2 separate regions of the Homo sapiens genome follow, and region 2 is linked to region 1. The links are chromatin loops, found by intact Hi-C in ENCODE. Cell type or tissue: endothelial cell of umbilical vein. All regions are shown on one strand.

The links. Peaks named below come from ENCODE experiments on the same cell type or tissue, not always from the same donor. Only the 100,000 strongest peaks of a DNase experiment are listed, where the experiment ranks them.
Region 2: it touches region 1 in a loop (3-fold over the local background); 5 of 110 quality-filtered maps call a loop at or near these places.

The regions. Positions count from the first base shown.
Region 1 is chr16:88,019,965-88,027,964 of GRCh38, reverse strand. BANP (BTG3 associated nuclear protein) reads right to left here. Exons shown (of 14, transcript NM_001386991.1): 8 at 315-482. Among named protein-coding and RNA genes, the nearest start is that of BANP, 73 kb to the right of the region's middle. RefSeq lists an enhancer at 255-825 and a silencer at 3,102-3,348. In endothelial cell of umbilical vein, a CTCF peak has its summit at 3,252 (motif pointing left); a DNase peak (open chromatin) is centred at 3,274; H3K27ac peaks cover 1,040 bases.
Region 2 is chr16:87,953,075-87,961,074 of GRCh38, reverse strand. All of the region lies in intron 1 of BANP (BTG3 associated nuclear protein), which reads right to left. Among named protein-coding and RNA genes, the nearest start is that of BANP, 5.6 kb to the right of the region's middle. RefSeq lists enhancers at 4,120-4,179, 3,598-4,540, 4,610-4,729. In endothelial cell of umbilical vein, a CTCF peak has its summit at 4,088 (motif pointing left); DNase peaks (open chromatin) are centred at 4,054, 4,554 and 7,114; H3K27ac peaks cover 3,485 bases.

The DNA.
Region 1 (8,000 bases):
ATACAACGGCCGGCAGCCCCACGCAAAGGCCTCGGCCTCCTTGCCCCCATCCAGAAGACTTCCGGGAGGCCCAACAGGCCCTCTGTCCCTCACGGAGGAGCCTGGAGCAGGCCCGAGGCTGTCCGTGTGAAGGGCGCACGGGGCCAGGCACAGGTCCTGCGGCTCCACTGCTCCGTGCGCACCGCGCAAGCCTCTGGCCTCGGCTCCCGGCCACTGGTGGAGCCGCTGGCCACGCACTGGCTGCCCCTGAGGGTGCCACCAGGCCAGCTGCCCCGAGCGGGGGAGGGCGGCCTCTCCTGCAGCACGAGGCCTACCTGAAGGGCAGTAGGAGGACGAGTTGGGCGTTCTCCGCGAGAAGCTCTTGACCGCCAGGCTCTGGCCCCGCTGCTTGCGCCGCCACGCCGTGCGGCACTTGGAGTCGATGCTCTGCTTGATTCGGTACCAGTCGGATTCTGTGATGCCAAATTTATAGAAAAGGTGACCTGGAAGGACACATCCAAGGAGAAGCGGTGAGGCCTGTTCGGGACAGCCACCAGGAGCTGCCTGGCTGCAGGGCCGGGGCCCGCTGAAGAGGCCTCACCCAGGCACCCCAGCCCGCCAGGCCGGCCCCGTCTTCCTGCAAGGGTCTGGAAAGGCCCACTGCACAGAAGGTGCTTAGCTGGCCCACAGGCGGGGCTCCCCACGAGATATAAATGCTCACTAAGGTGTCATGACACACTCTTTCCATTTACTTAACTTCTCGATCCCTCTGACTCGGTCGGCCCACACCAGGTGCACACTTGGGGCTCTCACAAGATTCCCAGACCTTCCACGCCCCAACTTCCCTCTGCCCTGAGCTCACAGCAGCACCCAAGGTCCTGAATGCCCAGAGGGTGAGATCAGGGACCTCAACAATTGGATCAGAACTCGCTGGTCCTCTGCCTACTCGGGCCTGCTCGGCCACCGCCTTCCCTTCCTTCATGTCCTGGCTTCACCATCCCCCTGGATAACCACCTGGCCCTCCCGCCCTCCTGGGCTCCCACCCTCCTCCCACTTGTTTTGTCAGAGCACTGACCACCTTCCGGCATTTGGAGAATTCATGTGTGTATTGTTACTCTGTCCCCCTCACAAACACAGTTTCGAAAATTCAGGTGTGTATTGTTACTGTTCCCCTCGCAAACACAGTTTGGAGAATTCATGTATGTATTGTTACTCTGTTCCCCTGGTAAACACGGTTTGGAGAATTGAAGTATGTATTTTTGTTACTCTGTCCCCCTCATAAACACAGTTTGGAGAATTCAAGTTATGTATTGTTACTCTGTCCCCCTCACAAACACAGTTTGGAGAATTCATGTATGTATTGTTACTCTGTTCCCCTGGTAAACACAGTTTGGAGAATTCACGCATGTATTGTTATTCTGTTCCCCTCGCAAACACAGTTTGGAGAATTCATGTATGCACTGTTACTCTGTCCCCCTCATAAACACAGGGGCCTTTGTTGTGTCCACCCATGGGGGTCAGGCACCCAGAACATTCTGGCGCACAGTGGCTGCTCCTGTGTAAATAGTGATGACAACGGACTGCAAGACACCCTCCCATCGCTGCTCAGGTCCGGGGCTTGCTTATGTCATTCCCGACGCCTCTCTATCGTGCCTTCTCAACTAGAGTACAAACTCCTTACGGGCAGGGCCTGTGTCCTCATCCCTGGAGTCCCTATACCACAAGCCGAGTGGGCACAACCTACTCTCACTGTGGGGCCAAAGCCAGGTGCATCGTCTTCCTGGGGCTCACCGTGCACACGCAGAGAACTGTCCTGGGACCCCCAGTTCTCTACCACCTGCGCTACGGAGAGCTCTCAGCACGCCCTGAGCAGCATCCAGAGATGCCCTGTATTCAACAGGGAGAAAACTGAGGATCCGAAGGCCACGGCGGAGCAGGTGACAGGAGGGAGCCAGCGCCCCACTGCACGCCCGGCCACTTCCCACTAGGCCACAGGACCCCATCCCTGTAGCGATGACGAATGTGGGCATGATGGGAAGGGCTCTTCAATGCAGTGGCCTCTCTAGCTGGCTCATGCAACTTCACTAATTTACAGGAAAATACATGGATGGAATCCAAAATTGTAGTAATAAAAAGATTAAGCTGAAAAGTGTCCCGTTTCAACTACCAAGAGCCTCAAGTTCGGACTCTACTGCCCAAACCCTAAAAATCTGTTCCCATTGAGACTAAAATGGTGGAAATAATTAAAACAGAGGAAGAAGTGTTTGGGTTTTTTTAAGTACTCGATTAGGTATCAAAAGTCCCTCGGGTTTTGGAAACATGCCTCTTGACTTTCTTATCAGTAGATACTTGAGACACGTTTAGAATCTCTGTATAATCACAACCAACCTGTCTGTGCTGCAGACAAAAAGAAACCAGTCAGGACGGTGGGATTTGTAGGATGAGAGGGAAGAACACCCTAAAGTGGTTTCGGCAGCACATTTTCATCCTCATGCATAAAGAAGCCATACAGGAAGCAGCCGCCCTTTGGCTTCCAATTTTCGGGTCATCTCTAAAATACTCCAAGTCACCCTCGAATCTTGGCTGGGTGACTCGGGCGCCTCAGGAAGCCCCAGGCTGAGCAACTTTAGTGACTCACAGAGGAACCCAGCCGCTGGCTGTGGTCATGGGGGAACCCAACCATTAAAATCACTAGGAAATCCTTACAGGAGAGCCCAGCTGCTGCCAGAGGTTGCACCATAGTTACCGGAAAACCCAGCTTTCAAACTGCACTTCAATAGTTTCATGAGAGCCCAGCTACTGATTTTAGATACAAAGCAGCCCAGCTGCTGCCACCGGGAGGGCAAGAAAGAAACAGCCATCCCACCAGCAGGAAAACATCTTTGGAGCACGAGTCGATAAAAAGAAACATCCTCAGAACCGCCCTCCTGTGACCCTCCCACCTTCACACTCCAGGAGAAAAATTCCATAGACTTTGAAGGATGAATGAGTCCATACAAAATTTAAAAACGGGTTAGTAACAGGAAAGAAGATAAATCTAAAACACCCAGGTGTATAGGTAAGAGAAATGGGTGAAAACATTCACATTTAAATTCAACTTTGTAAAAATCAAGTTGCCAGTTCAAACCCTGACTCACACTTATTAAATAAAAAATATATATTCATCTGGTTACCCGCCACCGAGTTTCCATTGTCCTCAGACATCAAATTATCTAATTCCTTCCGTCTGCGCTCCAGGCCCCAGCCTGGGCGAATGCCCCCTGCCGGCCACAAAGGAGATCCAGAGAACGGACCAGCCGCCCAAGTGCTGCCCGCAGAGTGCAGTGGGTGAGGAGGGCGAGGATCTGAACATGCACTTACGGGTGCAGGCGCCGCCCGCAGATGCTACTGGACAGCAGCTGGGGCAAGCGCCCACGTCTGGGCAGCCCTCAGGGCTCGGATTCCTTTACCTTTTCTGACAGCACTGAGCAGCCGCACTTAACAGGGAGCGGGAAAAATCCTATCATGATGGGATCAAAAGATCACCTTGAATTTAACTGCCATTTTCCACTTTAAGCATTTGATCTCATGTTATTTGACAGACATTTTTTTTTAAAAGCCTCATGAAGTAGGAATGTCACTACTCTCATCACTTTGGTTTTGAGGCAAAAGCCAGAAAAAGGAGAAGTGATGTGTCCAAGTCCAATTACTAGTTAGGAGTGAGCACCGGCCTTAAAGTGCAAGCTTCCTGGGCCCACCAGGTGAAGAAGCAGCGGCCCTCACTGGATCCTGAGAACCCATGAGAGGTGCTCGGGGAGACGGGAAGAACACGCACAGCCCCGCACACGTGACTCTGCTGTCCTGAGCTCCCTCAGCCCAAGGCACCTGCAGCCCCTGCTCTGGGAGGCCTAGTCGGACTTCAATCGAGGCAGAAGTCTCCCCTGCAGCAGCGCCCAGGACACAAGGAGAACAGAAGTGCTCGGCATCCGGCTGCTGAGGCTCACGGGATCCCCACAGCGTGGCGTCACCTGGGAGCAGAACACCCTGTCTGGCCTCAGTCCCTGCTTTCCCCAGCCATATCCCCACACTACACCAACCGAGGCCCCTCAAGGCCGGGACGGGATTGCCTTCCAGGCTCAGCCAGGCAGCATCCCTGCCACAGTGCACGCCTCTATTTTCCTGGCGAGCTGTTCTGCAGTCCCCAAAGAGCTAAAGAGTCTCCACTACACCGTTAGCTGCCTTCCCACTTTCCAGAACCCCCGTTACTGACTCTGGTGGTTCAAATCATAAGCCGATTCCCAGCTCTCCATCTGTGGGGCCATGAGAGGCACTGTGGGAAGCGAGATGAGAGAGCCAGGAGGGCTTGTCATCTTGTGCCTTGGTGGGTGGCATGGGGCTTTATCAGTCACAAAGGAATGAAGAGCCCCACCTGCTAACACACTCTCATGTGCAAGGGAAGGCACCACAAAACCGAGTGCCAACAACTGATTTCTTCAAATTACAGACTCGACGTGACAGCGCTGCCTAGAAAAACAAAAGGCCTCTGCCCGATGGAAGCCAGCTGACATGCTCCCTCCCGGGGGAAGCATACACAGCTCACGCCCCATGCACCTCAAACGTCCAGCCTCCAGGCCAAGCCGGCCACCTTCTTCAAGCCTGCTGACTCACTCCTTTATGAGAAAAAATGATGGAGAGACACCTGTCCTCAGTCTGTTAGCCAGAGAGCCCCTCACAGCCACCTGCAGGACCACCTCCAGGTCACAGCTTCTGGGTGACCTGCTGAGAAGGAGGCTCTGCTCACTTTTCTGCCTGAAGCCCACACTGACCACACCTTCCTCCCAGCTCTCAGTCACCGTGAGGCGCTCAATGTCCCAAGATACACAGACAAACACCCACCCCTGCATGGAGTCCACATTCTGCCTTAAGGACACATATAGGGCAGCCTCACCATTTCACCTCACAGAGAACCTGGAGAAGAGACAGCACCTGACCACCCGTGTCCTGTGTCCTGGGCTGAACAGTGTCCCCACAAAACTCACGTCCTGGTCCAGGACCCCAGAATGTGACCTGACTGGGAACTAGGGTCTCTGCAGATGTGATTCATTAGGTTGTAATGAGGTCATCCTGCAGGAGAGGGAGCTCCAAATCCAGTGACTGTCCTCATAAGGAGAGGGACACAGAGGGAGACATGGGGGGAAGACAGCCGAGGGGGATGCGGCCAGAGACTGGAGGGATGCGGCCACCACCAGAAGCTGGGAGAGGGAAAGGGCCTTCTCAGGCAGCGTGGCCCTGCCCACACCTTCATCCCAGGCATCTGGCCTCCAAACCTGCACGAGAACACAAGCCTGTGTTCTAAGCCAGCCAGGCTGTGAGCTTTGTCCCCGCGGCCACAGGAACCTGAGGCACCCTGCAAGACACAACGGGGCCAGGTCGCACACCTGCACTCACAGGGACAGGTGTGGGTGAAGTGGCCCCCGCTGCTTCCCACTAGGTACCACCACCTGGGGCTTGGAGTGAATGATTTGAAAAGAACTACAATCATCTGACAGGTCAACCCTGAAAGCATAACTTTTTACCTTGTGCAAATGAATCCAGTCTTTCCGTAACTGCTAGGAGGTCTCATGGGGATCGGCCATCCACAGCAGCATTCTTTAGATCAGACGAGATCGGGTGTGTTCAGGGTGGCACGGCCTTAGACAGCATTCTTTAGAAAAGCCCTCAGATCCGGGGTCACCGGCTTGGATGCAGAGTCCAAGCAGAGGCGTGAGCGAGCCGTGGATAGAAATCCTAAGAACTAAACCAATTTCTCTTCATAGAGAAAACAGGCGAATGCTGCTGTCCTGAGAGCACATTCCTTAGGAAAATGCTCCAAGGTTTTCCAAGTTGCAATAATATGCTACTTTTGCATAAAACACACAAATTTGGTTAGCTGCCCAAATTCGGGGGGTCCACCAATCCTTGGGAACCCTAAGAAAGCCAACACCCCAAAAAGCAAATTTCTCTCTCTCCCTCTTTCAATAACCTCATTTCCTCATTTTGAGAAGGTGGTACTTAGAGACTTTACCTACTGTGTGTTTCAAAATGTAGACTTTTTTCTCCAGAAAAAGAAAGAAAATCTTTCTGCTGACAAATAAGGAGAAACTTAAATCAAAATCTTCTCCCTCGTGAGCTGCCTGGGTTGAGTGAGGACAGCCGCAGGCCTCTGACTGCTGAGGCTACAGGCGTCACTGCGGGCTCTGAAGCAACAGCAGAGAGTAAGGTGGGGCAATGCGGCCAATTCCACTCCTGCCGCTGTTCAAGCTGGGGCCTGGGAGGTTTGCTCCATGCATTTATTTCATTTGTTTTGGTTTTTTGGGCAACAATCAGCAATAAGAATGAAACTGGGCCACAGGAAGAAAAGGTAAAGCCATGCTTTTTACGTTTCAGCAATTCCGTCTAAGCACGAGCCACGCAGGCACGCCTAGCCTGAGGCGGGGGAGAAGGCACAGCCCTGGTCCATACGCAGCAGTTGCTCCAGGCCCCTCCACACGGCCCTGTGGACAGGCCAGCCTTCCTCATGCAAAGTCACCCTGAAGGTCAGCCACACCATGACCTTCCCAAAGCTCGGCTCTAGAGACCAGAATTCACTGGGCATCTCCAAGGGGCCGGGCACTGTGAGCAAGCCCAGGAGCCCCACCCCGGAGGGACTTCCAGCAGAATGACGGTGCTAGCGGACGCCCCTGCCAGGGGACCGTGCTCCAGAGCCCAGCTCAGAGCCTGGGGAGGCCGGGCCAGTGGGCCCCAAGCCATGAGGTTCAGCAGCCTGGTGAACACAGCCAATGACCTCAGCTGTCTGGAGGATGGCCCCGAAGCCAGCGGGCCCAGGGGAGAGGGTGGTGGCCCATGCCAGGCTCCCACTCCCCTCTCCGGCCTCCAGACCCCCATCGAGGTTGGCAGCACTTCCCAAGCAAGGAGAAGCTCAGCAGAGAAGGTCAACTCATAGCCACAACACGCAAGGAATCGCAGCCTGCCCCATTCTGCCCCATACAGTGCCTTCCACCGCCCTACATGGACTCCCTGAATACAGACACAGCCACCCCACCGCCATGGACTCTGCTCTGAGTATCGCCCTGCCATGCCCCTGTCACCTCACTGGAACATTCCCTGTGCTCGATTAATAAAAGAATTGCAGCCAATGCCCTGAAAGCCCGAATCCTTAGCCTGACAATCCAAGGCACCGTCTCCAAGGCAGAGCCAGCCGGCCTCCAGCTTCACATCCAAGGCCCCTGTCTTCTCCCCCGAGGAGCAGGGACTCCTCACCTGGGAACAGGGCCCAGCCCCGAATGCCACTGCCCCACACAGCACAGCACGCTCATCCCACACACCACCATCCTCTCCAAAGAGCACCCACTCCTCTCTGTCCAGGCTGCGCCTCCAACCTGTAGCCCAGCCTGACACTCCTGCGACACCCCACAATGCCACCTCTCAGGTTGCAGACGTTTCTATCTACCTGACCGCACGCTCTGCCATCAGGGCCATTTCTCATTCGTCTATATATCTCAACGCACTCCACACTGTGATCCACACAGCAAGCACCAGCACGAAGCAACCCCCGGGTTTCAAGCTGGAAGCACATCACGTGGTCTGGTGCGCAGATGTGTGCTCCTGGCCACGCCATGCCCTAAAGCAGAGGGTGGAGGGGGTGGTGGGCCTGCTGCCCGCCTCTGAAGGCAGTGTCCTGTTGGAGCACATCCACGACCATGCGCTGACTCCTCGTCTGTGGCTGCTTTCAGAGCTAAGCAGTTGAACAGAGACCCCAGGGCCTGCAAAGCCTGAAATATCTGCCGTGTGGCCCTTCAGAAGAAGGCTGAGGGTGACCCCTGCCCCATGACCCTCTGATCCTCTTGACCTGCTTTACTCCACCGCTGAGAAGCTGTGAGGAGGCCCCACGTGTGGTCTCCCAGGAGTTATCTGATACTACCCTCAGGGTCCAGGATGGGCGCCCGCTGGTGTCTGACAGCTGGGGCACACGCCTGGGACAAGACATGGCACATGGGAAGATG
Region 2 (8,000 bases), 67 kb after region 1:
CGACCATCTGGAAAATGTTGCTTCACCGAGTTAGGCAGCTCTTGCAAATGTTGTTCAGTCTATAATATCAAAAGCATACGGTTCATCAGCATTAGCACTGGCATCTGATTTATTGGGAGCTCTCGGGCTCACGGTGGCAAAGACAAACTTTCCAAAACTCCAACTTCACTTGACAGCTCAAACTTTATCACTGGCAACAAACACTGTTAGCTGACTTCTTTGAGGTGAGAGGCTAACTTCACTCATTTAGTAAGAGATGTCAGTAATCTGTAAATTATTTTTTTATAGTGTTCCATGAAAAGAGCAGCTAGTTCAACTACAACTCAAATAATCCCTCAACAACCACCCAACTTCAAAATACAATGAAAGTGCTTTCCGTGGACTTGCCATTTTATCAGAGCAGAATCACTGATTTTGTGAAACAGCTCATCTGCTGAGTTGGCCGGGGCACACCCAACACTGTGCCATGAACTGCTGTCATGCGTCTTGTTAGCAACGGGAGAAACTGGGTACCAGGCACAAGGGCACTCCCTATGCTATCTCTGCCACATATGTATACATCTCAAAATGTTCCAAAATAGAAGGTTTGCAAATAAGTATGTCTTTAGGATAAAAATAACAAAACCCTGCCAATACACGATGTGCCCCACCTGCTACCACCAAATCCTTGCCTGCCAACCTCTTTAAGCACGTTCCAAACCCTCACCCAAGCCCATCCTCAAGTGTGGCTCTTCCCAAGAGCTGCTGAATCCCAAGCAAGCCATCTGGGTCCAGATCCACCATCAGACTGAAATTCATCTCCCAGGTGTCAGACAAGAGCCCCACAAGCAAGCTCCTGACTGCGTGGGCACCTGCCACGGCCAGTGTTTCGCATCTCCCCTCCCTGTGGCCATCCTCACGGTCCGCGGGGCCTCTGCTCTGCTCCAGAAGCCCCCAGAAGGTGGGCAGGAGGTTTGGCTGGTGTGCATGAGGGCCAGCCCCCAGTGAAGGTGCCCCTTGGGACTGTCTCCCAGGGTGGGGGTAGGAGGTGCCGGGGACACCTGTCACCCCCAGGTCTCCATCTCCTGCCTTGACCTCTCACCGGCACTTTCTTCAGTCCAGGGTTTAAACCCCGTCTAGGCCATGGTCACTCGGATCAGCCATCCCAGCACTTCCACAGCTGAACCCTCCTCACTTCCCTGTTATCTTTCTCCCCAAGAATACTACCAGGAGTCCCGGCCACCTCCCTGCGGCCCCACCCTCATCGCCCTGCTCTCGCCCTTCCGCATCCCGAGGCTCCTCCCTCTCTGACTCCCCCTCAGCCCACCCCCTCACCCGGGACCTGGGCTCTCACCGAGTACCCTGGCACCCATCGCTCCGAAGGGTGGCATCGCCCCTCTGCCACACACACTCCGATCTGGCCGTCTCTTTGTCCTCCAATGCTCCATGTGTCCCTCCCAAAACCACACGGGCTGCAGCAGGAAGACCATGGCCGCTAAGCCCTTCTGTGGCTGACGCCAGCGCTGTTCCTCCAGGGGGCCTCCTCCCCGGAGAGCCTGCTAGTACCAAGCCTGGTCAGCCGCCTCCCTCGCAAGCAGCCTCACACCTCAGCTCCTCTGTGCAGGGCCCAGGCCTCTCCCCATCCAGCCACTGCCTCTCTACACAACCTCGTCTTATTCCTTCCCAGGGCAAACACACTCTAGGTCAGGGGGTGGCACGTGAGGGCCCACAACCCAGCCCAGCTCTCCACCTGCTTCTATGCAGCCTGTGAGCCAGGAATGGGTTTTACATTTTAAAACAGAAAAATAACAAAAGAACAATATTTCATGATGAGAAAATTACATAAAACTCAAATGTCAGCGTCCACAAACAAGGTGCCTGCTTCTCAGCCCAACAGCAGAGTCGAGCGGCTTCACAGTGGCACGAGACATCCCACGCCCCACAAGGCCAGAAACACTTACACTCTGACCCTCACAGAAAAGCGTGCCATCCCGTCCTGGGCCTCTGGGATCCATCAGTGAACTCCACAAAGATCTCCACCCCTGTGGGCATGCACGGTGTCACCACCCAGTCCCCAGTGTACGTGCCAACATCATGCTGAGGTTGCTCCCCTCACTGCCAAGGCGCCGCAAGGTCCTCCCTCCCCCATGAGAATTCTCTATGTCTGCAAAGGATGGATCCCGAAGCCTCCACGCATTCTGGGCCTTCCCCTCTGCAAACACTGCTGGGCTGTGAGTTTGTGCCGCTGAGCTCACTGGTGGATTTTCTACTGTGAGGTTATTAGTCTGATCTCCATAGAGATTAAAATCAACTTGGATGAGAAGCCACATGTTCAATCACAGTCACCCCTAAGCAAGCGGCTTAACGGGAATAGTTTTTGCTTGTTTTTTCTTGAGACAGGGTCTCACTCTGCCGCCCAGGCTGGAGTGCAGTGGTGCAATCATGGCTCACTGCAGCCCTGCAGCCTCCAATTCCCGGGCTCGAGTGATCCTCCAGTTTCCGCTTCCCAAAGCGCTGGGAGCTTTGGGCCACCATGCCTGGCCCAGTGGATGGCCTTTTAAAAAGTACTTTATACACTACATCCAGAGTTACCCAAATTCAGTCAAATGCTGTGCATAACCACCCGCTAGTAGACACACATCACAGAAGAGTGGTTTCCACGCTCTCGACTGGGGCCTACGATGGTAAGTTCATACACTCATCACTGCAAGTTTCCTGAGTCGATACCTACCCGTTAGCCACTCCGAACCATGCTCCTTTTATCCAAGGCATGCTCCATTTTATCCAGTATTCTTAACACTGGCCATGGCCCACTCAATTGATGTGGGTTCAGACCCAAAGTTTGAAAAATAATGCACTCAAAATAAGACCAATGTCAGTTTCTAGGGACTCAGAGTTCAAGAACATGAGGGAACGTGGCACAAACGACCAAGGACCACCACCTAACATGACCTACACCACAAAGAGGAGAGCCAGAAATTGTAAGACAACAGGCCAATTATTGCAAACTGTGTTTGCCCACTGACAGTCACAACTGTTGGCTGGGAAACAGGGCACCCAGCCTTCTAAAAACACTTAGGGTGTGAACTTTCTCAATCTCAGGGACGCATTTCGGCAGAAAACGCAGACTGGCAGCGGCAGCACTCTGCTCAGGGACCCACCGCCAGCTCCCACCGACACAAGAGCTGAGCTCACTTGAGGACACGTAGCGGCAGGGGTTGTCCGCATCCTGGCCACCAGCGCCCACAGAGCTTGCAGCATGCCATGATGACAGCAGGGACCGTGGCCCAATTCCCCCCGCGTCATCTGGTGAAAGGTGAAGGCGTTCTGCCATATTTACGGGAAGCGCATTCACACCGGCAAGGAAATGCCAAGCGCGCACCCAGTTCTCCCTCCCGGCTCCATCCAAACGCGTTTCTACTTTCAGAAAGATTAAGCTTTGCTTCCAGATATTTGATGACTTTTCATCTCAAGGGAAAAGGAAAATCACTACAGGCCACAACGGCCTTCTCTCAGACACAGAAGGTAACTGGTCACTAGCGAAAGGTTTGTCAGCGCAGGGCCCTGCGGCAGGCCTCCGTGAGCTTGCCTCAAAACCGCCCCAGGTCTCCTGACAGGACTCCACACCAGCCCACCCGGTCCACACAGGATCCGGTCTCAACCACGACAGAATGTGGACACAGACGAGCAGAGGGGAGGTGACTGCAGCCAATACACACCCCCGATCCATTCTGCCCAGCCTTCCTCAGGTGTTTCACTGCAGCCTCCTCTCAGCCTTTCACCTCCTCAGCCGCCTCTGCTCCATGTGTCCTTCCACAGCTCCCACGCTGTAAGCTGGCGACCTGTGGGTTCCGAATGGAGCACCGCGCCATCCTCCACCACCACTGACCCCTTCCCCAGAGAGACACCTCCCATGGGAGCAGCGAGTCGTGGAGTCTGCTCCACCGTGAACGCTGACGATCCAGAATGTTTAATCAAATTGGACGGTTCTTGACGAAGTGTAGACGCGAAGGATTGCAGAGTGGTTCTTTCCAACAGGAATCAAGTTCATGTGACTTCACAGTATCTCGGCACACCATCTGCTGGCAGCTTAGGAGTTAACACTTCCTGCACATTTTAACCAAAGACACTCACAGGATTCTGCCACGGAGGCCCCGGGGTGCTCCTCTCTCTGAGACTTACGGCACCCCTGAGAGGGGGCTTCTGGGACAGCACTTCATCCTCTGCACGGGGGTCAGGATGGAGGGTGGCGGAGAGTGTTTCTCTACTTCCTGAGGATGGAGACATCGTCTCTTCCAAAGGGGGGGCCAGAGTGGAGTCTTGTACAACAGACAAAGGGAGTCCCAGGCGAGCCCACCGGGACGTGCAGAGGCGGAAACCTGAGCTTGTCTACGACTACAACCAAAGCAGGCTGAGCTTGCCTATGATTACAACCAAAGCAGGCGGCTCTGCAGGCTGGGAAGGCCACGTACCAATCACTCGCCCCATTCTTCTCCTGCAGGGGCTGAAGGGCCCCAGGTGCAGCTGAGAACAAAACAAGTGTAGCTTTTTCAGAGCAAATTGCAAGTGTGTGATTCCACCCAATACTGTTTTCAACTTCCTGAAACTCCTCCCCACGGCCCCCAGGCCCCCAAAGTTCCGGATGGTTCAGAGCACTTCTGCTGACCAAGTCAGATGATGTCATGCTTTCACCACCGTCACCCGTGTGAAGAGAAAATACAGATGTTTATCTACCTCAGGCACAGGGAGGACCTTCTAAAGCTTTCATCTCATTCTCATTCAAACCCTCAAATTGACTTTCCCCAAGAAGTCTTTCCTTCAAAATGAGGAAATGTTTAGTTTCTCTAGATTGCAGTGGCTAAACTGGTGCTGTGAGTTACAGTCATTTTCAAGTCAGCCTTGCGACTCCATGTCATGTCAATCACTTAATCGTGTAACTGGAGTTTTTGGGATTTGTACAGTATCACTGCAGACGAGGAACCCAAAGGCTAACAATCCTGACGGGGGAGCTGCAAGACCACTGAGGCCCACTGCCCAGCACCTGTGCCTGGAGCCCCCAAACCCCTACTCCCTCACCTCCCTCAAGGTTGTGGGAAGGCCTTCCGTGTGGACCAGGGTGCACACACATCACCTGGCCACCTGCCTGCAGGAAATTCTGAGCCTCCCTGTCTTTCAAGACCTGGACACTTGAGACGCACTGGCCAGGACTGTGGTGAGCATCCCTCAGTTTGGGTGCAGCATTTTCTCATGATGAGACTGCATTTCTGGCAACACTGCCAGAGAAGTGATGTGTCTCACTGGGTCCTTGGTGTCAACGTCTTATGACTGATGGTGTTACCCCGATCACTTGCTTCACACAGTATCTGCTGGGTTTTTCCACCGAGAGGCTACAGTTTTATTTTTCCCTTTGTGACGTGTATCTTGGGGGAGATACTTTGTGACTATGTAAATATCACAGACAGAAGGACATTAAGGAGACAGGGCGGCCACACGCACCAGTGTGGGGTCCCGGAGGGGATCCCGAAACAGCAAGAGGACACTGGTGCAAAACCGAAGTTCGAATAAGGTCTGTCATTTACGCAATAATGCTGTGAACTTTCTGGCGTTTATATGGATGCCTGGTTACATAAGACGTCAACATCAGGGGAAGCAGATGAAGACAACAGGGAAGCTCAGTGAAATATTTTTTGCATCTTTTCTGTAAAGTCAAAAACTATCTGAAAATTAAAAGCTGACCAAGCTGCAGTCTGATTCTGCACGAGAACCTGGGTAGGGCCTGAAAGTGTGCGTTTCTCACAAATACCCAAGTGATGCTGATGGACACAGCTGGCCCCTGGACGCTCGGCTGGCAAGGCTCTGGCAGACAGAGCCCACCGCACTACACACAACCTCCCAGTGACAGTCAGCCACCATGCAGAAAGATCATGCTCCCAGTACGCTCACCACTGCTTCACTGCAGGCCCTCCTGGACCCCAGCAGGGCAGACGGCCCGCTTGGCACACTGACCCAGCGAGGAGCCAAAGTCAGGGTCTTTGCTACCACACGGGTCTGCCGGGCCTTGCCCAGGTACGCTGGCAGCCCTCCAAGGCCACAGGGCCAGAGCCACCAGCCCACGCTGCAATTCAGAGGCGGCTGTGGAACGGCGGCTTGGCACCTCACCCCGTTGACTGTGGGCAATTACCAAGGCCACAAGGAAGCAGGAAGGTGGAGTGAATAGAACAGGCTTGCAAATTCCTGCTCAAGGGGAGTGACTGGCCGTACGGGTGACCTCCTCTCACTCCATTAACATCATCTTTAATAGGGTGTTATCAACCCACAAGAAAGAACACACTCCTGACAGATGCAGAGGACCCGATCAGGGCAGAGGGAAAGCACCGGGGGCACAGGCGTGGGGCTCCAAGCCTCGCAGAGCCCTGCGGGCAGGCCAAACCCGCACCTGCCAAGTCGGTCCCGCACAGGAGAGCTAACTCCCCCACGGCCAGCAAAGGGGCCTTCCTAAAGAAGCGGAACAGCCCAGAGAAAATATCTGCAAGTTGGTGCTCCAGGTCCCACGGTGACAGGCTCCCAATCACCCGAGGGGAAACTGGACTCTTTCAAAAGCACCCCACAGACCCGGGGCTCTCCGCCAGCTTCCTCCTGCCTCAGACAACAGTAAACATCAGTATGGAGGACTTGCCATAAAGAGGAAGAAGCCAACACTTTTTTTAAGTGACATTAGTGGAAACAAGAAATCAGAACAAAGGAGAGCTGGGAAGAATCCTTATTAGTTTCCTTAGAGTCATGGAGATGAGGCACTTGTGTAACAATAAGCTACTATGAAAAAGAAACAAGACAAATACATGCTTGGACATTAAAAATTTGATTGTGAACACATATTAAAGCCCTCTCCCAGAATGAGAATAAACGAGACACAGAAGGAAGGATAAAGACGCAACTCCAGGGCTCCACCTAGAACGTCCATCACAAACAGGAACTCCTAAGACAGAAGAGCAGAGCTGGAGAGGAAGAACTTCTCAGACAGAACAAGGGAACTTCCCAGAGCTGAAGGACAAAGCACCAGAGTCAGAGTCCCCGGCGTAGGAATCCACACACCTCAGCACACACAAGGGTAAAACATCATTAACACCAAAGAGAAGATCCAAGAGCGTTCAGGGAGGGAGAGGGGTCTCCACAAGGAGGAAGAGCACTTGCCAGAGGTTCCTGTGGAAACGAACAGAGCCAAGATGAAAACATTCCTGAACATACCCAGCTACAGAAGAAAGGAAAATATCAGGCTGGCTCGTGTGCAAGCTAACCCATCCAGATGAGAAGGACAGGGGCTGAAGGAGAAAGGGGACCTGACACTATCCTTGAGAATTTAAAACAATGTAAGGAGTCGATGGGAACAGAAAGTGCCAAGAGAAAAGCCATGACTAACAGAAAAATCCACGCTGTACAGGAAGGGAAACACTCAATTTGTCCGTGAAGAGAACAGTATTTGCATAGGCCTAACACAGACAGTCCAGGGGATAGAAGAGTTGGGATATGACAGAAGGGCTCCATCACCCCATCGTAATAGAAAGACAAGGCTGTGTAATACAAAATATCAGCTTAGAGCTAGGTGCAGTCACTCACACCTGTATTAGCGGCTACTAAGGAGGCTGAGGATCACTTGAGCTCAGGAGTTCGAGTACGGCCTGGGCAACATCAGGGGATCCTATCTCAAGAAAAAAATAAAAAGGATCAGCTTACTCAGAGCTGTGGAGAATGACCTAAAGAAACCACTCAAGATGTAAACCTCTTTGAAGAACGGGGCTGAGAGGTGGGGCAGGGGACCATTGCTTTTCATTGTAAGTCTTTCATTGACGTTCCTATTGTATACATTATATTGATTAAAATACTAAATATATGGGCTTTTTTTTTTAAGAACATAGGCTTCAGACAGACTGAATTCGAACCCTGGCTCTGTAAATCTGAGCAAGTCCCTTAGTGTCTGCGGGCCTAGTCACCTCATCTATAAAGTGGACGCAGCCTCTGCCTCC